3 separate regions of the Homo sapiens genome follow, and all the other regions are linked to region 2. Evidence: chromatin loops called from intact Hi-C (ENCODE). Cell type or tissue: psoas muscle. All regions are shown on one strand.

What was found. Peaks named below come from ENCODE experiments on the same cell type or tissue, not always from the same donor. Only the 100,000 strongest peaks of a DNase experiment are listed, where the experiment ranks them.
Region 1: it touches region 2 in a loop (2.4-fold over the local background); 19 of 110 quality-filtered maps call a loop at or near these places.
Region 3: a loop joins it to region 2, with 5 times the contacts of the local background. A loop is called at or near these places in 7 of 110 quality-filtered maps.

Annotation. Positions count from the first base shown.
Region 1 is chr16:67,412,664-67,420,663 of GRCh38, reverse strand. ZDHHC1 (zDHHC palmitoyltransferase 1) reads left to right here and starts at 4,187. Exons shown (of 12, transcript NM_001323627.2): 1 at 4,187-4,493. It overlaps LOC124903702 (a long non-coding RNA gene), which reads right to left and starts at 4,761. Exons shown (of 2, transcript XR_007065093.1): 1 at 4,521-4,761. RefSeq lists an enhancer at 3,641-4,298 and a silencer at 4,131-4,520. In psoas muscle, a CTCF peak has its summit at 4,130; a DNase peak (open chromatin) is centred at 4,183; H3K4me3 peaks cover 1,804 bases; H3K27ac peaks cover 2,701 bases.
Region 2 is chr16:67,257,685-67,265,684 of GRCh38, reverse strand. SLC9A5 (solute carrier family 9 member A5) reads right to left here. Exons shown (of 16, transcript NM_004594.3): 10 at 7,238-7,367; 11 at 6,024-6,112; 12 at 5,739-5,865; 13 at 1,163-1,333; 14 at 579-645. It overlaps LOC124903701 (a long non-coding RNA gene), which reads left to right. Exons shown (of 3, transcript XR_007065092.1): 3 at 1-3,290. Among named protein-coding and RNA genes, the nearest start is that of SLC9A5, 13 kb to the right of the region's middle. In psoas muscle, a CTCF peak has its summit at 4,848 (motif pointing left); a DNase peak (open chromatin) is centred at 4,834; H3K27ac peaks cover 1,374 bases.
Region 3 is chr16:67,649,801-67,657,800 of GRCh38, reverse strand. It overlaps CARMIL2 (capping protein regulator and myosin 1 linker 2), which reads right to left. Exons shown (of 38, transcript NM_001013838.3): 21 at 7,833-7,995; 22 at 7,651-7,752; 23 at 6,486-6,614; 24 at 6,287-6,400; 25 at 5,956-6,116; 26 at 5,793-5,880; 27 at 5,462-5,602; 28 at 5,263-5,329; 29 at 4,547-4,782; 30 at 3,552-3,652; 31 at 3,109-3,469; 32 at 2,901-3,023; 33 at 1,734-1,770; 34 at 1,502-1,573; 4 more. The coding sequence ends at 283. It overlaps ACD (ACD shelterin complex subunit and telomerase recruitment factor), which reads left to right. Exons shown (of 12, transcript NM_001082486.2): 11 at 1-39; 12 at 117-289. The coding sequence ends at 195. Among named protein-coding and RNA genes, the nearest start is that of ACD, 6.5 kb to the left of the region's middle. RefSeq lists an enhancer at 3,811-4,343. In psoas muscle, a CTCF peak has its summit at 4,530 (motif pointing left); no DNase peak of the experiment used is centred here; H3K4me3 peaks cover 1,124 bases; H3K27me3 peaks cover 4,643 bases.

The sequences.
Region 1 (8,000 bases), 150 kb before region 2:
TGGAGTCATGCAAAAAGATGTCAAGGGAGGCCAGGCGCCATGGCTCATGCCTGTAATCCCAGCATTTTGGGAGGCTGAGGTGGGTGGATGGCTTGAGCTCAGGAGTTTGAGATCAGCCTGGGCAACATAGCAAGACCCTGTCTGTATCAAAAGTACAAAAAAAAAAAAAAAACAAAAAAAACCCCGAGCAAGGTGTGATGGTGTATGCCTGTAGTCCGAGCTACTCAGGAGGCTGAGGTGGGAGGATCGTTTGAGCCCAGGAGACGGAGGCTGCAGTGAGCCAAGATCACGGCACTCTGCTCTAGGCTGTGTGACAGAGAGAGAACTCATCCCCTGCCCCCCCAACCACCCCCCTCCCGCCCGCTTAAAAAATAAAAGATGTCAAAGGAATCTGAGCTGTCTCTTGGATTTTTGTTTCAATTGAAAACAGCTTTCACTGGGCATATATATGTGCACTTAACCCTGTTTGCAAACCACTGTATCCATTTCCTATTGCTGCTGAAACAAATCACTGCCAATTGTGTCATCTTGACAGTTCTTGAGGTCAGAAGTTGGAAATGGGTCCCCCTGGGCTAGAGTCGAGGTAACAGCAGGCTGATTCCTTCTGGAGCCTCTAGAGGAGGGTCTGCCCCCTAGCCTTTTCCAGCATCTAGAGGCTGCCTGCATTCCTTGGCTCAGGCCCCTTCCTCCATCTTCAAAGCCCACAGTGTAGCACCTTCAAATCTCTCTGACCTCTGTCGTTACGTGGTCCTTCTCCCATGTGACCCTCCTGCCTCCCTCTTATAAGGACCTTTGTGACTACATTGAGCTCACTCAGATAACCTGGGATAATCTCTTCCATCTTGAGATCTTAACTTCATCTCATCTGCAAAATCCCCTTTGATGTATCACATAACACATTCAAAGATTCCAGGGATTAGGGCGATGACATCATTGTGGCGCTATCATTCAGACTACTACCTCCTCTAACAAAGAGAAGGAAGGATAGTCTGGCAACTGAGAGGAGGATGGGCCGGAAGTGGGCAGGCTGATGTTAGGGAGAACTGGAGGCTGCTGCAGGCTCAGCAAGGAAGATGCTGGTGGTCTGGGCTGGGGTGGAGCAGGAAGAATGGACACAGAATGTGTTTCAGAGTGAGGGCAGCCTGGTCACAGGCACTATCTGGTTTAGGTGGGCAAGGACTAGCAGGAGAGACATGGGAAGATGCCTAAGTGTACAGATGGGCTTACTGGGTAGATGGTGGTGCCCTTCAGAGGGCCCAAGGGGAGGAGCAGATTTGTGGCAAGGACAAAGAGGACATGTGGGGATGTGTTACATCCCAGACACCAATGGGACATCCAGGAGAGAAGCCCCTGAGTCAAGTGGATCCAGGGTCTTTTGGGTCCCTCCCCTTATTATGGGAATATATGGATTCATCTTTCACTTTGTTTTTTAATTTTTATTTGTATTTGCATTTATTTATTTATTTAAAGACAGAGTCTTGTTCTGTCGCCTGTAAGGAGTGCAATGGCACAATCTCGGCTCACTGCAACCTCTGCCTCCTGGGTTCAAGCGATCCTCCCATCTCAGCCTCCCGAGTAGCTGGGATTACAGGCGCAGACCACCATGCCCGGCCAATTTTTGTATTTTTGGTAGAGACAGGGTTTCGTCATGTTGCCCAGGCTGGTCTCAAACTCCTGACCTCTAGTGATCTGCCTGCCTCGGCCTCCCAAAGTGCTCAGATTACAGGTGTGAGCCACCATGCCCAGTCCCACCTTGTTTTTTAAAATATTTATTTATTTATTATTATTTTTTAAAGAGATAAAATCTGACCGGGCACAGTGGCTCATGCCTGCAATCCCATGGTGGCAGGCAACTGTAATCCCAGCTACTCGGGAGGTTGAGGCAGGGGAATCGCCTGAACCCGGGAGGTGGAAGCTGCAGTCAACTGAGATCGCACCACTGCACTCCAGCCTGGGAGACAGAGCGAGACTCCGTCTCAAAAAAAAAAAAAAAAGAGAGAGAGAGAGAGATAAGATTTTTTTTGTGTGTGACAGAGTCTCACTCTGTCACTCAGGCTGGAGTAGAGTGGTGCGATCTCGGGTCACTGCAACCTCTGCCTCCTGGGTTCAAGCCATTCTCTTGCCTCAGCCTCCCGAGTAGCTGGGACTACAGGCACATGCCATCACGCCTGGCTTACTTTGTACTTTTAGTGGAGATGGGGTTTCACCGTGTTAGCCAGGATGGTCTCGATCTCCTGACCTCATGATCCACCTGCCTTGGCCTCCCAAAGTGTTGGGATTACAGGTGTGAGCCACTGAGACCAGCTGAGAGATAAGATCTTACTTTCACCCAGGCTGGAGTGCAGTGGCATGATCGTAATTCACTGCAATCTTGAACTCCCGAACTCAAGTGATTCTTTTCTCCTGCCCCAGCCTCGTGAGTAGCTGGGACTATAGGCACAGGCCACCAGGCCCAGCTATTTTTTTTCATCTTTTGTAGAGATGGGAGTCTCTCTATGTATCCCAGGCTGGTCTCAAACTCCTGGCTTCAAGTGATTTTCCTGCCTCAGCCTCCTTAAAGTGCTGGGATTACAGGTGTGAGCCACTGCATCCAGCCTCATCCTTCACCTTGATTTCTGGGTCATGATCTCTGTTTGACCCGAAGTTTTCCAATTCCAGATAAGAGTTAAGTAGTCAGCTTGTACTCTGAAGCCAGAATAGCATTGATATTTATCTCACATTGAGTTTGAGTTTATCAGTCTTGAAAACAAGAATTTAAGTAATAGGTTATGTCACTTGCACAAGGACCCACACACCTGTCATGTGACAGAGAAGGAGTAGTTATGTTGCCTAATAAAACATACAATAAGTATGCTTGTGACTTATACATTTTAGAGATAAGGATGTTTTCTTTCCCTATCTGTCATATCTGCCTTGGAGATGCGCACAGGACAGATAGCAGAAGACAAAGTGTCTTCCTGTCTTTTGAGAAAGCCTGAGCTCATAGAAGATTCCATTCTGAGTGTCCACAAGGAGAAGAGGAGAGGGGACTTTTAGGGAAACCAAGTTAGCAGGGAAGTCTCCCAGGTAGAGAAAGGGAAGGGAGGCTGCAGGCCATGGAGCAGAGGAAGCAGGTGTCTGTCCCTGGCAGCCCCAGGGAGAGGCAGGGGCCTCAGGCAGGGATGGCCTCATAGAGCCCAAACCTGAAAATCTTTGTGGACTGGAGCAATGGTTGTGGCCTCAGTACCAGACAAAACCCTGACCAGAGAGTTTTTTGCTTATTTGTTTTTGATTGTTGTTTTTTGCTATAGGAAAACATGAGTCCTTTGGAATTACCTAGCTAAAAGGAGTACAGTGGAGACTGAGACTGAATTTCCCGGCCGGGCAGGGGCTCACGCCTGTAATCCTAGCACTTTTGGAGGCTGAGGTGGGCGGGTCGCTTGAGTTCAGGAGTTCGAAACCAGCCTGGGCAACATGGCAAAACCACGCCTCTACAAAAAAATGCGAAAATTAGTCGGGCGTGGTGGTGTTCGCCTGTAGTCCTAGCTACTCTGGAGGCTGAGGCGGGAGGATCGCCTGAGCCCAGGAGTTCGAGGCTGCAGAGAGCCGTGATCGTGCCACTGCACTCCAGCCTGGGTAACAGAGACCAGTTTAAAAAATAGAAAAAGACTGAATTTCCCATCAGCCTGGAAGATTGGGGCTTGATTTTTGCTTGATTTAAAGGCAATAAATAAATGAGATATTTTGTGCTGCTTATTTTAAGCTCTTACGCTTCTCGCTTTATATTCTGGGGTACCTGCATTTTTAGTGGTGTAATTTATTTGTCTAGATCTGTTTGCCTCTTAACCTGTAAGCTCCCGGAAGGGTCGGGATATCATGGATGTTCCAGCACATACGCTCATTGAAGTGTGCAGGTTGACTGGGGTTGGGGGAGGTCTCTTCTTGAGAGCGGTGGTCTCAGGATAGAAACTGGAAGGGGGCGCTTTTGAGATGTTAGGATTTCGGGGAGACAAGCTGTGACTCGGGAGTAGGGAAAAGCGGATTTTCTAGACGAAAGGTTAGGAAGAATCTGGGAATGGGCCGACTGGGGCACCAAGAGGGTCCCTGGCAAGCCCCGCCCTGGCCGGGGGACCGGCGCGGAGTGACGCAGCGCGGTTTGGCCGCTGTGGGGCGCCGTAGCCCGCGCCGTTGTCAGGGGAACGGGCCCAGCGCCGGACGAGGCCCAGCCAGTCTGGGTCTGGCCTGGCCGCCCCTCCAGCCTGCTGGAGCCGGAGCCGGAGCCGGAGCCGGAGCCGGAGCCGGAGCCAGAGCCAGAGCTCGAGGACTCACCGGCCCAGTCTCCGTCCGGGATGGGGCCCCGCTCCCGGGCGCGTTGCCGCCCAGTCCCGGGGACCGTCCCTACCGCGAGGGTCTGAGGCGCGGCTGCCCCGGGGAGGGTGGAAGGCCAGGCGTGGGGCCCGAACCTCTGGCTGACTTTGGCAGGGCCCATCTGGCACGGCCTCCGCGGCGCGCAGGTGAGGAGTCCCCGCCCGGTTTCTCACCTCGGAGCCTGGCTTGAGCCACGGGGTAGCGGATGCTGCCGCCTGGCCGGCTTTGGGCTCGCTTCCGCCTGGAGCCGGTGGCCTGAGTTCCAGGGCCCCGGCAGAGCGCGGGGCTTCCTTTTAGCATGCATCAAGTTCACAGATCTTCCTTGAGCGCTTACTCTTTGCCAGGCTCTGTGCCAGGCGTGGGCACAGAGGACTCCCAACAGACGTGGTCTGTCTCCAGAACCCAGAGCATTAAGGAAGGGGGCTGGGAAGCGGATGTCATACATGACTAAAGTGATTTCAGGTCGGGTTAGGCTCTCTGGTATTGAAATGGAGGGGTTGGTCATGGAGGGTCTGTTTTAAAAGGAAACCATGGGAAGAGTTTTAGTTTTTTCTTTGAGACGGAGTTTCGCTCTTGTCACCCAGGCTGGATGGAGCGCAGTGGCACGACTCGGGTCATTGCAACCTCCGCCTCCCGGGTTCAAGCCATTCTGCTGCCTCAGCCTCTGGAGTAGCTGGGATTACAGGCGCCCGCCGCCACGCCCGGCTAAGTTTTATATTTTTAGTAGGGACGGGGTTTCACCATGTTGGCCAGGCTGTTCTCGAACTCCTGACCTCAGGTGATCCACCCGCCTCGGCCTCCGAAAGCGTTGGGATTACAGGTGTGAGCCACCGTTCCCAGCCAATTTTTTATTTTTTTGAGACAAGGTCTCCCTTTGTCACCCAGGCTGGAGTGCTGTGGTGTGAACATGGGTCACCGCAGGCTCCGGCTCCCGGGCTCAAGCGATCCTCCCGCCTCAGCCTCCCAAGTAGCTGAGACTACAGATACCCGCCACCACGCTCAGCTAATTTTTTAAGGTTTTGGTAGAGATGAGGTCTTACTATTTTGCCCAGGCTGGTCTCGAGCTCCTGGTCTCAAGGGATCCTCTTGCCTCAGCCTCCCAAAGTGCTGGGATTACAGGTGTGAGCCACTGCAAGCGGCAGAAGAGTTTTTTATTTTTTGTTTATTTTTATTTTTATTTTCCAGATGGAGTCTCGCTCTGTCACCCAGGCTGGACTGCAATGGCACAATCTCGGCTCACTGCAACCTCCACCTCCCGGGTTCAAGCGATTCTCCTGCCTCAGCCCCCCAAGTCTGGGATTACAGGCGCCTGCCACCACACCCAGCTAATTTTTGTATTTTTAGTAGAAACGGGGTTTCAACATGTTGGCCAGGCTGGTCTTGAACTCCTGACCTCAGGTGATCCAGCCACCTTGGCCTCCCAAAGAAGAGTTTGGATGAGTTTCACGTTTGAAAAGCTCACTTCACTCTGGCTGCTGAGCAGCATGGTTGTGACAGACATACCGGGAAGTCAGTTGAGGGCCATCCTAGTTCTGCCAATCTAGCTGTGCCTCCTAAAATAACTCATTTAGTGTCTCTGAGCCTCAGTGTCCTCATGATGGGAGTGGGTGTTCTGTATGTTTTTTATGAGGAAGTGAGAGGCCAGTCACATCTGAAATCAGTGACTACAGGGATCTACAAGAACAGTTGGAAATGATAGGACCTTCCTTAGAGCTCTATGAGGATTGAATGAGTGAATTCCACTGAAACAGTGCCTGGCACAGAATAAGTGCATTCTAAATGCTGGTGTTGGTTATTATCATGCAAACACTGTAGGAGAGCGATGCTGGAGGTTTGGATTGGGGTAATGACAGCAGAGATGGTAAAAAAGTGGCTTGACTTCCTTTACTGAAAGAGAGCTGGGTTCAGACACGGGTGAGGGGTGGTCTCTGCTTTTGTGGAACTGGTGGTTCACTGTGGGAGACGGGTTTGTAAACAGATAATCACCATGAGATGCAGTAAAAGCAACAGTGGTGCTTAATTAGCCAGATTGTTTTGTTTTGTTTTTGTTTTTCTTTCTTTGTTCTGTCACAACGTTGTTTTTAATGACTCTTGTGTGGTGGGTGTTCCCCAAGGCTGGCTCCTGCAGTCATGAGTTGATTTCCTGGTTAAAGTCAATAACCTTGGCCTCTCTTCACTGGCCTTGTTTCTATTCTGTGTTACTCCCTCCTACTTGTCCCCTTTCCTTGGCTTCATTTGTATCCCAAACAATTTGCAGTGGTTGCTTCAGGAGGAGAATGGCACAGAAAATGTTTGCAAACCATGTCAACTCAGGAATAATTGGAGTTTCAAGCTTTTCTTGCCATAGCATCAGACTTTTTTTTTTTTTTTTTTTTTTTGAGACGGAGTCTCGCTCTGTTGCCCAGTCTGGAGTGCAATGGCATGATCCCGGCTCACTGCAAACTCCACCTCCTGGGTTCAAGAGATTCTTCTGCCTCAGCCTCCAGAGTAGCTGGGATTACAGGCACCCACGTCCATGCCTGGCTAATTTTTGTATTTTTAGTAGAGACGGGTTTCACCATGTTGGCCAGGCTGGTCTCGAATTCCTGACCTCAGGTGATCTGCCCGCCTCGGCTTCCCAAAGTTCTGGGATTACAGGCATGAGCCACTGGGTCCAACCAGCATCAGACTTCCACCTGTTGTTTATGAGAGAGAAAGCAAGGGCCCAGCCACATCTGAGATCAGTGACTTGAGAGGTCTTTGGGAACAGCTTGAAGTTCCAGTTTAATTTTTGGTAGTTGTGTGATGCGCATCCGTTAGTTGAGCTAGAGCTGCTTCTCAGAATTTTAAGGCCAGAGACTTCTCTGGCACCTGTGGGGAATTTTAATAAACAAAGTACTTGTCCCTAAAGAATCTTTTGTAAATGACTTTTTGCAGTGTAAAAATCTGTGTACCGTGAAGTGTTTTCTTTCTAGCTTCCCTTTAGGTAGTTCAACTGGGCATCTGTTAAATCTCAGTGAAAATTATTTCAAAAGCAGATCCTGGGGGAAACGGAAAGTTCATTTAGGAATACTCATAGATAGAAAATCTCCCGACTGGGCACGGTTGTTTACACCTGTAATCCCAGCGCTTTGGGAGGCCAAGGTGGGAGGCTTGCATAAACCCATGAGTTTGAGGTTACAGTGAACGATGATTGCACCACTGCACTCCAGCTTAGGCAACAAAGCAGGATCCTGTCTCTTAAAAAAAAAAAAAATAGGCTGGGTGCAGTGGCTAGGAGGCCGAGGCGGGTGGATCACCTGAGGTCAGGAGTTCGAGACCAGCCTGGCCAACATGGTGAAACCCCGTCTCTATTAAAAAAATTCAAAAAGTAGCCGGGCGTGGCGGCGGGCACCTGTAATCCCAGCTACTCGGGAGGCTGAGGCAGGAGAATCACTTGAACCCAGGAGGCAGAGGCTGCAGTGAGCCAAGATCGCACCACTGCACTCCAGCCTGAGCAACAAGAGTGAAACTCCGTCTTAAAAAAAAAAAAGTGAAAGAAAAGAGAAGAAAATCTCTCACATGGAAACCACAAGTCCTCTAGCAAAAGGACAAGATGCATGGGAACAAAAGTTTCCTGTGGAGTGCACTTTCCCTTCGGGTTCTGGGAGTCTCAGGTAGCTGAGTTGGCTGTG
Region 2 (8,000 bases):
TTGGGAAGCTGAGGCAGGCGGATCACCTGAGGTTAGGCATTCAAGACCAGCCAGGCCAACAATGCGAAACCCTGTCTCTACCAAAAATACAAAAAAAAATTAGCCAGGTGTGGTGGCGTGCACATGTAATCCCAGCTACTTGGGAGGCTGAGGCAGAAGAATCACTTGAACCCAGGAGGCAGAGGTTGCAGTGAGCCGAGATGGCACCACTGCACTCTAGCTTGTCAGAGTGAGACTCTGTCTCAAAAAAACAAAACAAAATTGGCTTTGCAGACAGGACACTGGGCCCCAGAGTCCACCCATCCTCCAAGGCCCAGACCAAACTCCCCCATCTCCATGACACATTTTCCAAGTCCTCGGGGCCTGTAACCCATAGTTAGCAATCAGATGCCTCCTGTCACGCATTGTCTAATAACTGCTTTGAACATTTCCAACTTGGAAATCAAGTCCCTGGAGGAAGAGCCCCAGGTCACGGTGCTGAATGCACCCTACAGCGGGTCCTCCAGGATTCTGGCTGGCAAGCCCCAGCCCTTTCCCTCCTCCCTCCCATCCTCAATCCCACACTGCTCCCTGCTTGCCTGTGTCCTGAAAGCCCAGGCCTCGATGTTTCCCATTTGTAGCCTCAGCATTCGCCACACCATCCTTCTGAGGACCAAGAAAGAAAACCTGAGCCTCTGGCCCCGGCTTCCCACCCCAACCCTGTCATCTGGTGGGGTCAACAGGACAAGTTTTCCTAACCCAGCAGGGGAGGGAATTTATGTCAGTCCCAGTGGTTCTACCATCCCTTGGCCAACCAGGCAAGAGTGACCCATGCCCCAGTAAGAAATCTGGATGCATCAGCGTGGGCTGACTTAGGAGCTCATGGAGTTGCCCCTCAAAGGAATCTCCTTTTCTCCTGCCTTTTTCATCTTTGGTAGGCGGCCCTGCTGCCTCCCAGCAGGTGACCACATGGCCAAGAGGCTGCTCCCCCTCTGAAGGTCTCACCTTACCCTTCTGGGACTCCAGGAACATCTAAAAGGGAACCCAAACTGCTGTAGTCATCAAGCCCCTGAGGACTGTCCCAACTGGGGTTCCCCCTAAGCTGGATCCTAACACTAGGGGGCTCAAAACTGCTTGCTGTCAGCCTCCAGCTCCCAAGAGGAGTCCCTGAGGGAAGACATGCCTTCCTGCGGCCAGTCTTGCGGGGTCGTGGCTTGCTCTTGGTGAAGCAGATGTTGTGCTTGGTGGACTTAAAGGACTCCAGCCGCCGCTTCATGTTCTGCTGGAAGACCTCCTTGTCCTGCCGCTCCTGCGCATCCTCTGAGATGAAGTGGCGACTGCAGCTGGCTTTGTACTGGCAATGACAGCCCCGCCTGGCTATGAGGATGGATGCCTTGGCCTCCCACAAGAACCCCAGGCCACAGCCCCAACATATTCACCACAGGACCTGCCAGCCCAGCTTTTCCAGAATTAACAATGGATTGAAAAACAAAACAAAAAATACAACAGGAACCCAGCCAGAGACCCTGTGTTCTCAGTTCCCTGGGAAAAGCTTCCCTTTATCCCAGAACTTATTCCCCCAAACCTGGCCTTCCCCAACCCTTGCCATCCTTTCCCGATTCTCTCTGGTTTGAAGGTGACCCTCTGTCTTGTTCTACTACTGTGACAACATGGGGGACATTTTCTTTGTACCTCCATTTATCTGAGCTTCGCCCACACACCCAGCCTACCTGCCCCCTTCTAGCTACACAGGATCCTTTCTCCAGCTGGAATCTCCTATCTAGCCATTTCTACAAGAACCACCATGATATCCTGGGCTGCACTTTGAACTTTCATAACTATCTCCCCTGACACCCTGGACCTTCTCAGTCCCAATAATTCAGGATCACCCCCATCATCTGCTTTTTTTTTTCTTTTTTTTGAGACGGAGTTTTGCTCTTGTCACCCAGGCTGGAGTGCAATGGCACGATCTCTGCTCACTGCAACCCCCGCCTCTGGGGTTCAAGCAATTCTCCTGCCTCAGCCTCCCGAGTAGCTGGGATTACAGGTGCCTGCCATCACACCCGGCCAATTTTTGTATTTTTAGTAGAGACAGGGTTTCACCATGTTGCCAGGCTAGTCTCGAACTCCTGACCTCAAGTGATCTGCCTGCCTTGGCCTCCCAAAGTCCTGGGATTACAGGCATGAGCCACTGCGCCTGGCCATGCTCTTTTTAACTCTTATCAACACCAAGCCCGCTACACACTCACCTAGACTGCCTCTGCCTCTACCCTCCTTGCTTAGCACCTTTTCATCATCTAGTGGTAATCCCCTGAAATGCTTCCCAGTGCCTGCCAAATCATCTTATCTTGCCTCAAATCCCAAGTCTGGTCCCTTTATCTCATATTTTCTGCTTCCCTGAACCAGTTCTAAGAGCCCCCTTCAAGTCTTCCATCTGCCCTCCTCATCTACCTATGCACCAGGAGGTACCCTCTCTCCTGGGGAGAAGGGGTCCATCTCCTTCACAAGGCTCATTGCTGCCCAGCCCCGGCCTCCACATTGCTCAGTTCCCTCCTTCCTGCCTCCAGCAGTTCCTGCTGCCTCCTATTCCTCCACTCTCCTGTATCTTCACTCCTTACCTCACCACTTGGCTCCCTCCCCTCTGTTTTCAAGCTCCTGCCCTTGCCTCCTTAAAGAAAGTCTTCCCTTGAACACCATTGTCTCCCTTTTGCTGCTACACTTTTATAATTTGATTCTGACACTTTCTCTCCTACCCACTATTTCCTTAAAAACCAGAAATGCAACTCCAGGGTCCACAACTCCACAGTGCTGCCTTCTTGCTGGTCACCAGTGCTGTGGGCTCTGCCTAGGTGCTGGCCAGGCCTCTGCGCAGCATCCAGCCCTCTTTCTGCCCCAGGCCTGAGGCACCACCTGCCACTGCTTCTCCAAGGGTTCCTTGTCTTTGGCTCTCTTTCCTTTTCTCCCATGCGCACTCCTCAGTGTTATCCTTAGCCCTCCTCCCGCCCCATGAAACACTCTCCTCAGAGAACTTATCCATTCTCTCTGCCCCAGCTATCCCAGTGATACAGATCTGTGGTCCCCCAACATCAGTCATCAGACCAGCTGCATTTGAATCACCTGGGGAACTTAGTAAGAACACAGATTCTTAGTCCCACTCCAGACTACAGAATCAGAATCTCCAGGTGAAGCCAGGAAGTTCCCCAGGGGATTCTGTGGTAGCCAGGTGACAAAACCTGATACAGATTGCTTCCAAATTTCTCTCCAGCCCTTATCTCTCTATTAAACTATAATCTTATCTTTCTAACTGAAAACTAGATATCTCTGTCTCTCTCTAATGATATTTCGATGAAGAACATGAGAAATTGTGGATTGTGTTATCATACTAAGTGGATTCAGAACTGGTTGAGTTACCATACCCCAAAAATGCTTGATCCATGTCAGTCTGGAGGAAAGTCTTTAGTAGCATGCCACAGGGCTCTGTCCTCAGCTCTATCCTGTTCAACATGTTTATGTGGATTTGGATGAATACAAAGTTAACAGGCTTAACAAATTTTCAGATGATATGAATCTAAGAAGGAGACATTTGGTGGCAGACATGGGAACCAAACAATGGGATGATGGGCTAAAGCAAATAAGATGACATTTAACAGGATACACACAAACTTATTCCAGATTTTTAAAAAACAGACTACACATGAACCGATTGGACTGAACCCATTGACCAATCTTATACATAAACACCACATACACACACACACACACACACACACACACACACCTCACCAAATCATTATGTACTTCCTGATGTGACACCACAGAAAATATATAGCATACCTATTGAATGTCCCTGAATTTGATCAGGCCTCTAGATTTAACAACCAGGAAATATAGGGAACGGAGGAACATGTTAAACAACACCACTGGAATACAGTCAGCAAAATCTAGAAAATGTGCAATTCTCCAAGAGAAAGTATCCAGCTTCTTCAATAAATAAATAGCAAGGGAGATAGAGAGGGGAAAAAGAACTATTATAGATTTTTTTAAATGAAGAGACATATTTCCCAAATGCTAAGTGTGGACTTATTTAGACCCTGATTTGAACATCCAGCGGGGAAAAGATATTTATTGAATACTGACTGGATGTAAGAGTTCTTGCCACCTAGAGAGACATACTGAAATATTTTGAGATGATGTGATACGATGTCTGGAGTTTGTTTTAAGATAAAGTGTGGGAGGGATGTGGTAGGGCTGCAGAATGTAATAGAATTGATCATGCACTGATTTTTCAGTGCTGGTTGATAGATAAATATGAGTTATTTTATTCGTTCTACTGGAATTTTGAATAAGAAAGGTTTTTTAAAAACCCCATAGGATGCAGTGAGACAGGGTCTGCCAGCCATTAACTGAGGAAGACCTGGGAGTTTAGCAGATTCTAAGGACAATGTGGGGCCCCAGGGTGGTGAGCCAAGGCTGGAGGGATCTTGGGCTGTGGGAAGAGAAATAGCAAGTTCTAGAACTAGAATGGTGTCAGAGCTTCTAGGCCCTTCCCTGGCCAGCCACAGCTAGAGTAGCAACTTCCATTCTGGGCGCTGTTTTTTTAAGTCCAGAGAAGACATACCAGGAGGTAAGAGATTCTGGCCTGAGGGCAAGAGAGCCTGTGTGAAAGGGAACTGTCTTGAAATTTTGGAAGATGTATTCTGCAGAGCTGCGAAGAGTCAAATCAGGACCAGTGGGTGCAAGTTAAAGGAGGCCAATTCTGTTTCAACAGTAGAAAGAGCTTTGACTGTTGAAACTGCCAGAACTGGTGACAGCTGGCTTCCCATTTTAGAAAGGTGCAAGGTAATGGCTTGCTGCCCTCTTGTGGGGTTGCAACAGACTCTCTCCTGGATGAGCTGGGCCTTTCCAGACGCAAAGCTTCATGATCTGCATTGGACTAACTTCCATTATTTAAAACAGATGCCCACCTTCCACAGGCTAAGCTGGTCTAGGAGGCTTCCTCAGTGCTCTTGCTTCTGTCTGTGACTCCATCATTCTCCAGTGACCCTCAAGGCCCCCAGTACTCTGTCTCCTCCTCCTCTCACCATCAGAGCCAATCACCTAGGCCTACGTGCCCCTCTTCTTTCCCACCGCTCAGCCCTAATCCACAATATTTCACTCCATCTTCCCAACTGGCTGTCCCAGCTTCTCAACTCACCCCCTCCAATTTGATCTGCACTCTGCTACCAGAGAAGGTATCCTTAAACAGTGCTTGTATTAGGTCAACCCTTTCTCCAAAAAATAAAAACAAAGCAGAGGTTTCTTATTACTGATGAGATAAAACCCACACTCTTTTTTTTTTTTTTTTTTTTTTTGAGATGGAGTCTTGCTCTGTTACCCAGGCTGGAGTGCAGTGGTGAGACCTCAGCTCATTGCAACCTCTGCCTCCCGGGTTCAAGCGATTTTCCTGCTTCAGCCTCCCGAGTAGCTGGGATTACAGGCATGTGCCACCGCACCCAGCTAATTTTTGTATTTTTAGTAGAGATGGGGTTTCATTTTTACCATGTTGGCCAGGCTGGTCTCAAACTCCTGACCTCAAGTGATCCGCCTGTCTTGGCCTCCCAAAGTGCTGAGATTACAGGCATGAGCCATCGCACCCGGCTGAAACCCACACTCTTTAGCTGGGCATCTGCAGCTCTCCAACAAGCTGGCGCCAACTGCCTCTTAAGCTCTCCTCAGACCACCTCCACCCCCTCAAAATCCTGATGCCTGCCTGCTCTCACCCTACGGCGCGGCTTGTAGAGGCCTCCGCAGAGCAGATGATGCATCACAGCATCCTCACGATCCCGGCCGCTGCGTACTGTGTCAATCACCTGCAGATCCAGACACGCTCCACTGCCACTCTCCCTCCTGCAGGAGGCAGGGGACACATGTGCTGGAGAGGGGGCAGGAGGCAGTCCAGGAGAAGGGCAGATGAAAAGGTGCTGACAAATCTCCCCCAGAAGGGACTCAGAGAGAGGGCACAATGGAGAGGAGTATGAGGAAGGGGAAGGGGCTCAAGGACTCACAGCAGGTTGGTGACAGAAGTTTCTGCCACAGAATTGCGGCTGGGCATAGAAGGCAGAGTGAGACCTGTGGAAGACAAGACGTGGCCTCCCTGCAGGTGTCAAGACCAAGGTCAGCCAGCAATCAGATGGAGGGTTGCCCAGGAGTCAGGGGTAATAAAGAAAATAATAATAACGAACACTTAGTTTACTCTTTTGACATGCCAGGTACTCTGCTAGGCACTTTACATATCGAATTCACAAAATCTATAACATAGGTACTTGTATGCCTGCTTTCTATTTTTTTTTTTTTTTTTTTTTTTTGAGACAGAGTCACTCTATCACCCAAGCTGGAGTGCAGTGACACGATCTCGGCTCATTGCAACCTCTGGTTCCCGGATTTTTTTTTTTTTTTTTTTGAGACACAGTCTTGCTCTGTCACATAGGCTGGAGTGCAATGGTACAATCTCAGCTCACTGCAACCTCACTGCAAACTCCACCAGGGTTCAAGCGATTCTCCTGCCGCAGCCTCCCAAGTAGCTGGGTCTACAGGTGCCCACCACCACGCCTGGCTAGTTTTTGTATTTTTAGTAGAGACGGGGTTTCACTATGTTGGCCAGGCCGGTTTCGAACTCCTGACCTCATGATCCACCCGCCTTGGCCCCCCAAAGTGCTGGGATTACAGGTGTGAGCCACCGTGCCCAGCCCGCTTCCCAGATTTTAGCGATTCTCCTGCCTCAGCCTCCAGAGTAGTTGGGATTACAGGCATGCACCACCATGCCTGGCTAGTTTTTGTATTTTTAGTAGAGACAGGGTTTCACCATGTTGGCCAGGCTGGTCTCAAACTCCTCACCTCAAGTGATCTACCCACCTCAGGCTCCCACAGTGCTGGGATTACAGGCGTGAGCCACCGTGCCCAGCCTCTTATGCCTGCTTTCTTACAGCTAAGGAAACAGGCTCAGAGAGTGTGCTTACCCAAGGTCACAAGCTTGGAAGTGATAATGGTTGAGCTGACCCCAGAGTCCAGCTGTTTCCCACCTCTCTGGACTGCCTGCCAGACTCTGAATGTCAGCACCAGACCCAGCTGCTTCCTGCCGCTGCCACTTCACCAGACCATGGAGCCAGCTAGGAATTCCCAACTCCCTGCTCAGGGCCAGCCTGCTTGCCACCCCTTTCTGTCCTGCTCTGCTGACCATCTGCCCACCCACCACTGGCCCACCTGGAAGCTGCTGGCCCACCTGGTCCACAAAGCTGATGGCATCCCGGATGTTAAGCCTGTAGTACACATCCCAGATCTGGTCCCGGATGCGGTAGGCTGATCGTCGCATCAGCAGCTGACTCAGGTATTTCTTGTCAAACTGCTCCCACCTACAGAGGATGCCAGGCCCGGCCCTGAGTCCCATTCCCAAGGCCTGGCCAGGTGGCCCTTCCTCAGACGGGGCAAGGACACCGTCAGCACTGGCCTGGCTTTTTAGATATGGGCCTCAGCCAGAGAGAATCTCAAGGCTAGTCCCTGCCCTCATGGAATTTACAATGTCATGGGAAAGGCTGACAGTAACTGAAATTATTACAAATCACTGTAAAATTGCAACCATGACAAGAACTACAAAGGATAATTAGAGAATATGACACAGATACGTCCTAGCCAGGGAGGCCAGGGAAGTCCTCCCTAAGGAATTGAAGCCTATGGTGAGTTGTGAAGGATGAATCGAAGCTGAGTAAGTGAGAGGGAGGTGAAGGAGTGTTCTAGTACAGAGAAGGTCCCAGTGGCCAGGCTGGGGGAGCATGGTGGGTCCTGAGGATCTAAGACAGGGTCCATGGAATTAGCAGGCAGACAGTCAAAGACAGAGCAGAGCATGATGAGGCTGGAGTCTGGCAGTTGCCAAACCATGCAGGGCCAAGCAGGCCACACTGGGGAGCCTTGTCTTAACCTGAGAGCACTGGGATGCCACTGAAGGGCTTCAGGCAGAGGTCACCCAGCCTGAACCTGGCTCTGTCCCT
Region 3 (8,000 bases), 390 kb before region 2:
ACCCTGCACGTCCCTCTGTGCTCGGGTCCAAGCTGTCAGGTGAGTGCCTGGGTCTGCCCCAACTCTTGGTCACTAGTCCCAGGCTCCATTGACCTGCAGCGGTGGTTTCTTTCCAGGCTTCCTCCCCAGCTCATGGCCTGGGCCTTGCACTTTCTGATGGATGCACAGCCAGGGTCTGAGCCAACTCCGATGTGAGACGTCACGCAGGACAGATACCGCTCCACACTCTGCTTCCTTTGAGTTTTTTAATAAAATAATCTCATGCGGCAGGAGAGGAGAGGATCAGGGATTGGGGCCGCCGCCTCTTTGGTCTGTGGCTGGGGAGGGTGGGCTCCGCTCAGGGCTGGAGGGCTCTGTGGGCTGTGGGGGCAGAGGCTCGGTTCCAAGGCCAGATCCTGTGAGGGGAGGGAGGGAGAGAGAGGAAGGGTCAGGGCTGGGCTAAGCAGTCCTGCCACCCTCCCAGCTGGCCTGGACCCCCTCTTACCTAGGCTTGGGGATGGAGGTGCCTCGAGTTTTGGCCTGCGTTTGAGGACGGGGGAGCGCTGCAGCCTCAGGGGCCGTTCTAAGGGACACAGAAAGGCTTGGGGTGGGTTGCTAAGGCTTGGGGTCTGTCCATCCCCTGCCCCTCTCTTCCACCTCCAGTGCACATAAGCATGCACTCACACACACTGCTGCCTTCAGAGCATCCCCCGTCCCTGCGTCCTCACCCCTGGCAGAGGCTGCTCTTCGGGAAGTGGAGCCAGTGCTAGTTGGAAGGGCTTGCTGTCAAACCCTTGCACCTGGTCTTCTGGCTCCCTGATTTCTTGAGACCTCACACACTGGTGGCTCCCTCCAAGGACCAAAGCTATGAAGGGAGCCCCAGAAGCCCACCCTCCCACATCTCCTGCATTCAAGCACACGTGGAGGTGTCTCCCCTCACCAGCAGGGGCCTGGAGCTGGTCCTCATGCACAGACACTGCTCGCCGCCCTGCCGAGAGAGGCCTCGGCCTCAGCTGGCCATCTGAGGGAGGCCAGGGAATCAGGGGTATTCCAACAGCTGCCCCCACTCCAGCCCTTGCCTCCCACCCTCAGGGTCCTTAGAGGAGCTGAGTTCCCAGCAGGAACTCCTCCAGCCCCGAGGCCAGGATTGGGGTGGGGAATCAGGTGCCTGCCTACCTTCATTTCTGGGGCCCAAGCAAGGGTCCTCTGGGAGGCCCAGGCTGTCTGGGGAGGGGCTGGTTCTGCAGGGACTTGGGCTTTGACCAGGGGAGGGAGGGCCTGGACCATCCTGTTGGCCCCAACCACGGCTCCTGAGCTCCGCATTCAACTGCTGCCCCAGTGTCTTCCAGGTGGCAGACTCAGGCCCCTGGCTCCCTGGGCCAGGTCTGCAGGAAGGGTCTGTAGGGAGAAAGGTGTCAGCCAAGACCTGGTCAGGCATTGGCGATAGGTCTGAACAACAGTCTGACCCAACTCCTGCCTGTCCCTGCTCCCACTACCAACACACACAGTGGCCCTCACTCACCAGCAGACACAGAGTGGGTGCGGGACTTGATCGAGATGGGAGGGGCCTCCGTGGAACTGTCCATAATGTCACCTGCAAGGCGGAGCTGGGGACTCAGGTACCAGACCTTGGAGGTGAGGGGAAGAAAAACCTGGCCTCTCCCCTTCCTCCCCAAGGAGAGCAAGTGCCTTGGGGGCTGTCTATAAGGACACCTCCTGGCAAATGTACTGCCACACCCCAGGGTCCCACTTACCATCTGAGCCAGCTTTCTTGATCTCGCCATCTTTGCTCTGCAGGAAACAGGGCAATCAGATTCCAGCCCTGCCCGCTCCCCACACCCTAGCCTTTTGTTCGTTCTTGTTCTTATAATCCTGCCACTGAATGCCCACCATGGGCTGGACAAGAACATGGCAAACCCAGTACAGCCCTCTTAGAACTCTTTGCACACTTGAATATTTCTAAATTCAGGCCGACTTCATGTTTTTTGTTTGTTTTTGTTTTTTGTTTTTTAAGATATTGAATGGATGGTATGGAGGGCTGGGGTTCTTTGGGACTCTAATGAGAGAGACATTAGCAGGGTGGCCCACAGAGGAGAGTCAGGGAAGAACCATGGGCACTGCAGGGATGGCTGAGGAGGGACCTGGCGTAACCCACAATTAGAGACTGGAAGCGAGGCAGGGAGGACATCCAGACCACCCAGGGACGTGTGTGGAGGCTCTGATTTGCACCAGGGGAGGAAAGCAGTGAGGTTTTAAGGTGGCCAGGGCCAAGACCCCACAGGGCTCTGAAGCAGGTTGTGGAGTCTGAACAGTGTCTTGAGAGGAAGCCCCTGGAGGACTTGCTATTTCAAGCACAAGTGACAAGGTCAGATTTTTTTCTTTTTCTTTTTTTGAGATGAGTCTCACTCTTGTTGTCCAGGCTAGTGTGTAGTGGCACGATCTAGGCTCACTGCAACCTGTCTCCCAGGTTCAAGCAATTCTCGTGCCTCACCCTCCCAAGTAGCTGGGACTACAAGTGCCCACCGCCACACCCGGCTAATTTTTGTATTTTTAGTAGAGACAGGGTTTCACCATGTTGGCCAGGTTGGTCTCTTAACTCCTGACCTCAGGTAATCCACCTGCCTCAGCCTCCCAAAGTGTCGGGATTACAGGCGTGAGCCATGGCGCCTGGCCCAGGCCTCAGATTTCTATTAGACCTGCAGAGAAAAGACTTTCTCAGGTCCAAAGAGGAGATGCTGGTGGCCTGTGCCTGGGTCAAAGCCAAGAGGGAAGAAAGGTCGAATCTGTAACCATTTCGAGGAGAATGGAGTAGAACTGACAATTAGACCTATCTGTCATGAGTCTCCTCCATCTTGGTCACTTATGTCACCCACAGCATGCCATCTGCCCTCTCACTTCATGCTCAGGTCCCCTCAACTCACTTGCTTCCTCTTGCCTTCGGCACCCCCGCTGCCTCGGCTGACGCCTATCCTCTGCAGCATTACTTGTACCCGCTGTTCAAAGGATGGAGCCAGTTCTGTTTCTCCCCGCTCCAGGGGCCGCCGCTAGGGACAGAGATGCTCGAGTTGGAGACAGTCCGCGCCCTGGGTCCCAGAAGCGCCTTCACCACCCCCCATCAGCAAGCCTCACCTTGTCGGGTCTGGCACCCAGCGTTGCCTCCTCCTCGGCAGGCAGCAGTATCATCGAGTAGGCCTTGCTATCTCTTGTGTAGCGAGGTCGGCTCCTGCCGGCAGGGTCAGGGCTGCTGGTGTCCCCCTCAGCCCCACCAAGCTCCTCACCACGGCTGGGACGGGTTGGCGGCCGCAGTAGGTCGCCAAATGTAGTTTTTCGGGTTCGGGGAGCTGCCCCAGGGCTGGTCTCTAGATCAGTCCGTGGACCCCGCGTTGAACGAGGCTTCTTGAAGGCAAAGAGGGTGCCCAGCTTCTTTCGCAGTGTACGGGGGACAGGAGTGGCGCCCCCCTCAGTGGCCGGGTCCTCCTCGGGGGCCCAGCTGTGGGGACACCCAGCAGTGAGCGAGAAAGCCCATCAGGCATCCCACCCTCTCCCACCCCCAGCAGATGCCCCTCACTCACAGGCGATCCTGCTGGATCAGCCTTTTGGAGAAGAATTCCTCCACGCCCTCGTCCACGCGGGCACTGAGCCCATTCCCTTCCTGCGGCAAGGCTGGGGGTACCTGGGGGGCATCATGGGGTCAGGGGTCAGGGTTGAGTGCAACTCTGGCTTCTACCCCCCCCCCCCCCCGGCCGGCAGCCTGGACTGAATAACTCCAGGATTCCAGACTGGGGTGACCCTAGGGGCTGCTGATACCAGCCTCCTACTGTCCTGCTGCTGGACAGAGACTCCAGATTTCACGCACTCCTCACTCGCTGCTGGCTCCCGCACACCCAGTCCACACCCGTCCTTGTCCCACAGAGTATCCTACACGCCCGAGCCACCCGGTCACCAGCAAACCTAGCCCTCACGTGCCCCCGGGGTCACCCGTTCCCACTTGCCACCAGCTCTGCTCCGAACAGTTCCCTGCAGTGTCCCCCACCCCACCCCCACTCCACCCGGCCTGCTGCCGGCTCAGTGGCGCCGGCTGCTGCGTCAGACCCTCTGGGGGGCCTCAAGCCGGCTCCTCCCCGCCCTCCGCCAGTGCCCGCTGCCCCCGCGGGCTTGCAGCCCACACACGCATCTCCCCACACGCGCCGCCGCCGGACGCGCAGCAGACGCAGGCTTGGCCCCGCGGCTCGGCTACCCGGCTGCCCGGCATCTCTCAGCAGCCCCGGGGGAGGGAGGGAGGACGGACACCCTCTCTCGCGCAGCCACGGAGGCCGCGGGCCGCCCCGAGACGGAGTCCCACACCCAGGCACACCCCGAACGGAACCCGCACACCCATGGTCCCGCACAGGCATGGCCTGGGGTGGGGGGTGGTCAGGAAGAAGCCAGGATGTGACCGCGGCCGCACGACCAGGTGGCCTTGGGCCCCCACCACCCCCTCTCCTTGACCGCTACCACCCATGAGGAGCGGCCGGGCCACCCGTGATCCCCAATTCCACGCGCTCCGGAGTGGGGGAAGGGTGCTCACCTGGGGGCCCCCCGGCGGCGGGCGGTGGTGGTGCTGGCGGCGCGGCCGCGGCCGGGCCCGGGTCGGATGGCGCAGGGGCTGCCCCGCCAGTGGCAGGTCCATGCGGGGCAGCGGGCCGGCCGGGGGCCCAGGGGCGGCAGGGCTCGGAGAGCCGCGCGCGGACGGCCCCGCCTGCGGCTCTGCATCTTCTCCCGGAGCCGCCAGCTCGGGCTCCGGCTCCGCTTCCTCAGCAGCACCTGAGGGGACAGCACCAGAAGAGCACCGAGCGCCGAGCCCGGGGAGGTGGCGGCGGAGGCGCTAGGGCGGCGGGGGACCCGCCCAGGGCGCGGGGAGGGGCCCGGCTACGCCGCCCGTCCCCCCGCCCCTCTGCCCCTCCGCCCCTCCCCCGCCGCCGCCGCTGTCCGTGGTGCTGAGCGCGGCCCCGAGCGCGCGCGGCTCCGCGCCGCCGCCCAGCATGCGCGTCCCTGGGGTAGGGAAAGGGGCGCGGGGAGGCGAGCTGAGCCGGTGTCCTGTCCCAGATCCGCCCAGGTCCCGCCCCGGGCTGACCACAGCAGACCCCAGCTTTGCAGGTTGCACAAGGGGCCCGACCTGGCCCAGTCAAGGGCTGGTGGGTACCCAGACAAGGCTGAATGAGTTCATCCAGGTCCCCGGGTCCCCAAGTCTAATGGAGCTTCAGCCCACCCACGTAAACTCCCTCCCCCAAGGCCCTGACTTACTGTGAATGAAGGGGACCAGGTGAAGACCGTGGCTGAGCTCAGGCCATTTCTGTGGAGGACTGTCATCCTGGTGGGGAGGGCACAAACTCAGCCTGGGGTAGGAGAGCACCAACCCAAAAGAGCTGCCTTTCACCTTCCACACTCCACAGCAAGATGGGAAGACTGGGAGTGCCATGCCCCGTGTTCTAAAACCACTTACCTTCTCCTTCTCCTCTTCCTTCTCCTCGGGGAAGAAAAGACCTTCCAATTCCCCAGGCTCAAGGAGGCTGGGCTCACCTCCATCCGGTGCTGGTAGGGCAGGGGGCATTGTCACTGTTGCCTGCTGAGCCAGACTCTCCACCTGCAATACCAAGCAGCCAAAGATGGCAGGTAGGGCCTCAGCCATGATCCCATTGATGCTAACTAAGGGGACCCTGAAATAGCCCTGGGCTACATGACCCCAGAAGACATTACAGAGCCCCTGCAAGGGAGATGGCCAAGTCACTGCATGTGTGTGTTTGCACGAAAGTGTGTGCACATCTCCCCCTCACCAGCTGATCCCGGGCTGCACTCAGGCCTGCCAAAGCCTGAGCCACAATGCTCTCTGCCAAGGTCCCCGTGATTGATAGCCGCATGTCCCTAAGGGCAGGAGAGGACAGGGGTTAATGGGCTGGCTTTGCTCAGCCTTGCCCAGCCCAGCCCCATCCAGCCTACCTGAGCCTAGTGAAGGCATCTTGCAGCAGCTGCTCTGGGAGCAGCTCCGGGAGGCCCCTCGAGCCTGCCAGGACCCCCTCTAGCTGCTCCCTCCAGCTGGATCCCTGCAGCATCTGTGGGCAGAGGCTCCTTGCTGTGTCCAGTGTGGCCTGAGTGAAGTCCTAGACAAAGGTCAGTCAGAGCATGGTGAGGATGTGGCCAGACACCAGGCTGCTGGCTTGAGGCTCCAACTCCAACAGAATATTGAGTCAGGGGATATCACAGTTAAAACTAAAGGATGGGAGTCAAACCTGCAAACGGAGGTGGGGTTGGGGCAGGAGTACCCTCTCACCTGGATGTCCTGGCGGCAGACCTCGCCCACCTGTCTCAGAAGGCCCTCCAGCTTCTGCCCAAGCTGCCAGTGATGGCTTGGGGAGCTTCCAGCTTCATATAGAATGGGGAGAATCTGAGGGCCAAAGAGGAAAAGCAGTTGCGAGCTGACACCTGACTAAGAGGGGAAGGGTCCTTGTAGCAGGAGGGGGAGTGCTCACGCTGAGAGAGAAGTTGGCATTTTGGATGGCATCCTCGGCCTGGCGCACAGCGGCTTCACCCTGGGGCCCAGCCCCACAGCCCAGCAGCTCCACATGCTCCTGCACCGACTGACACAATTCATTCACTTCCTGGGGCGAAATGGGGATCAGTCTCAGCCTAGCCCCCTCCCAGTCTCCCAGATCCTGCCTGCCTTCCTCCCAGGCTCTTTAACAGAGGGAGGTCCTGAAGCTGACACCCTTAGACCAGCCACTTTGGAACCCTATCTGTTCAAGGAGGGAAGGAACTATCTGTTGCTTTGGTTCATTTTAAGGACTTTATATACACTTCCTAAGTGCCCAGAATAGGAAGGAAAGGAGTTGTAAATCATGTCTGTGTTTTAGAAGCTCAGTCTGTCCACACAGAGGATAGACTGAGAGAGGGGTAGAAAAGGGAGTGAGTAGCCCTGGAGGAGGGACCAGGAGGAGCAAGGGATAATTGGTGTGGGGGTAAGGAGTGGCATGTATGAAGGTTGGTCTAGAGGCAGGACGAAGGAGGCCTATGAGGGCTCCAGTGTGACCAGGAGAGACCTGGAAGGGTGCCCCAACCTCTGTCCACAGCACTGGGTGGCTGTGGGCACCAGTGGGATTGGGCTCCAGGGTAGACAACAGGGTTTGTGAGCGACGATGACATCACTTGGAGAAGTGCAGAGCATGAAGCCCAGCAGGATGTCTGGATTAAGACCTTTGGGCTCTGAAGCTTAGGAAAGAAGAGGTATTTGGGAATGGAGAGGTAGAAACATCTCCAACAGATAAGGTAGTGGAGGGAGATGAAGACAGTGAAGGAGCAGCTGGGTTTGGGCACACAATGGAGAGGGGAGGGGAGTCACGTATATGTGAGGACAGAGATGGGGCTACAATTGGGGGAAAATTGAGGAAGGACATAAAAATTCCTCTCTAACAGGACAGCCTGTTTACAGGCTTAACGTTAGGCAGCCAAGGGTGTTATTTGGAGAGCTATTTAAGGGGTGTTTAGCCGCCTCCAGATCAAGGAGAGGGACTTTGTGTGGGACAGCAGGGCTCAGGCACCCTGGCCCCAGGAAAGTCAGACCCTCTGACTCATGGAGGCTCCCGGATGCCACAGGTCTCCTCATGCCCTACCTCTCGTGGTTGGGGAGGGGACATTGACCTGCTCTGAGGGGTCTGAGACCAGACCAAGTGGCTGAAGGCGGGTCGTGTGGTCAGAAGAGGCAGGGTCTGCGCGGTTGTTCCTCAAGAGACAGGCTTGGATCTAGGGGCAAGGGGTATTGAGAAATGCCGAGGGACGGAGTTACCGTGCAGAGAAGGGCAAGGGAAGAGGGGGACGCCCACCTGATGGACTGCACGTGCTGTCAGTTCCGGGCGGCTGCGCTGCGCCTGGGCCACGTCGTTCAGTGGCAGAGGCATGGCCTTCAGGCTGTGGTTCTGCTCCAGCGCCTGCGCCACGTCCAGCAGACCCAAAGCAGATGTGTGGTTCCGGTCCCAGACCACAGACCTGGG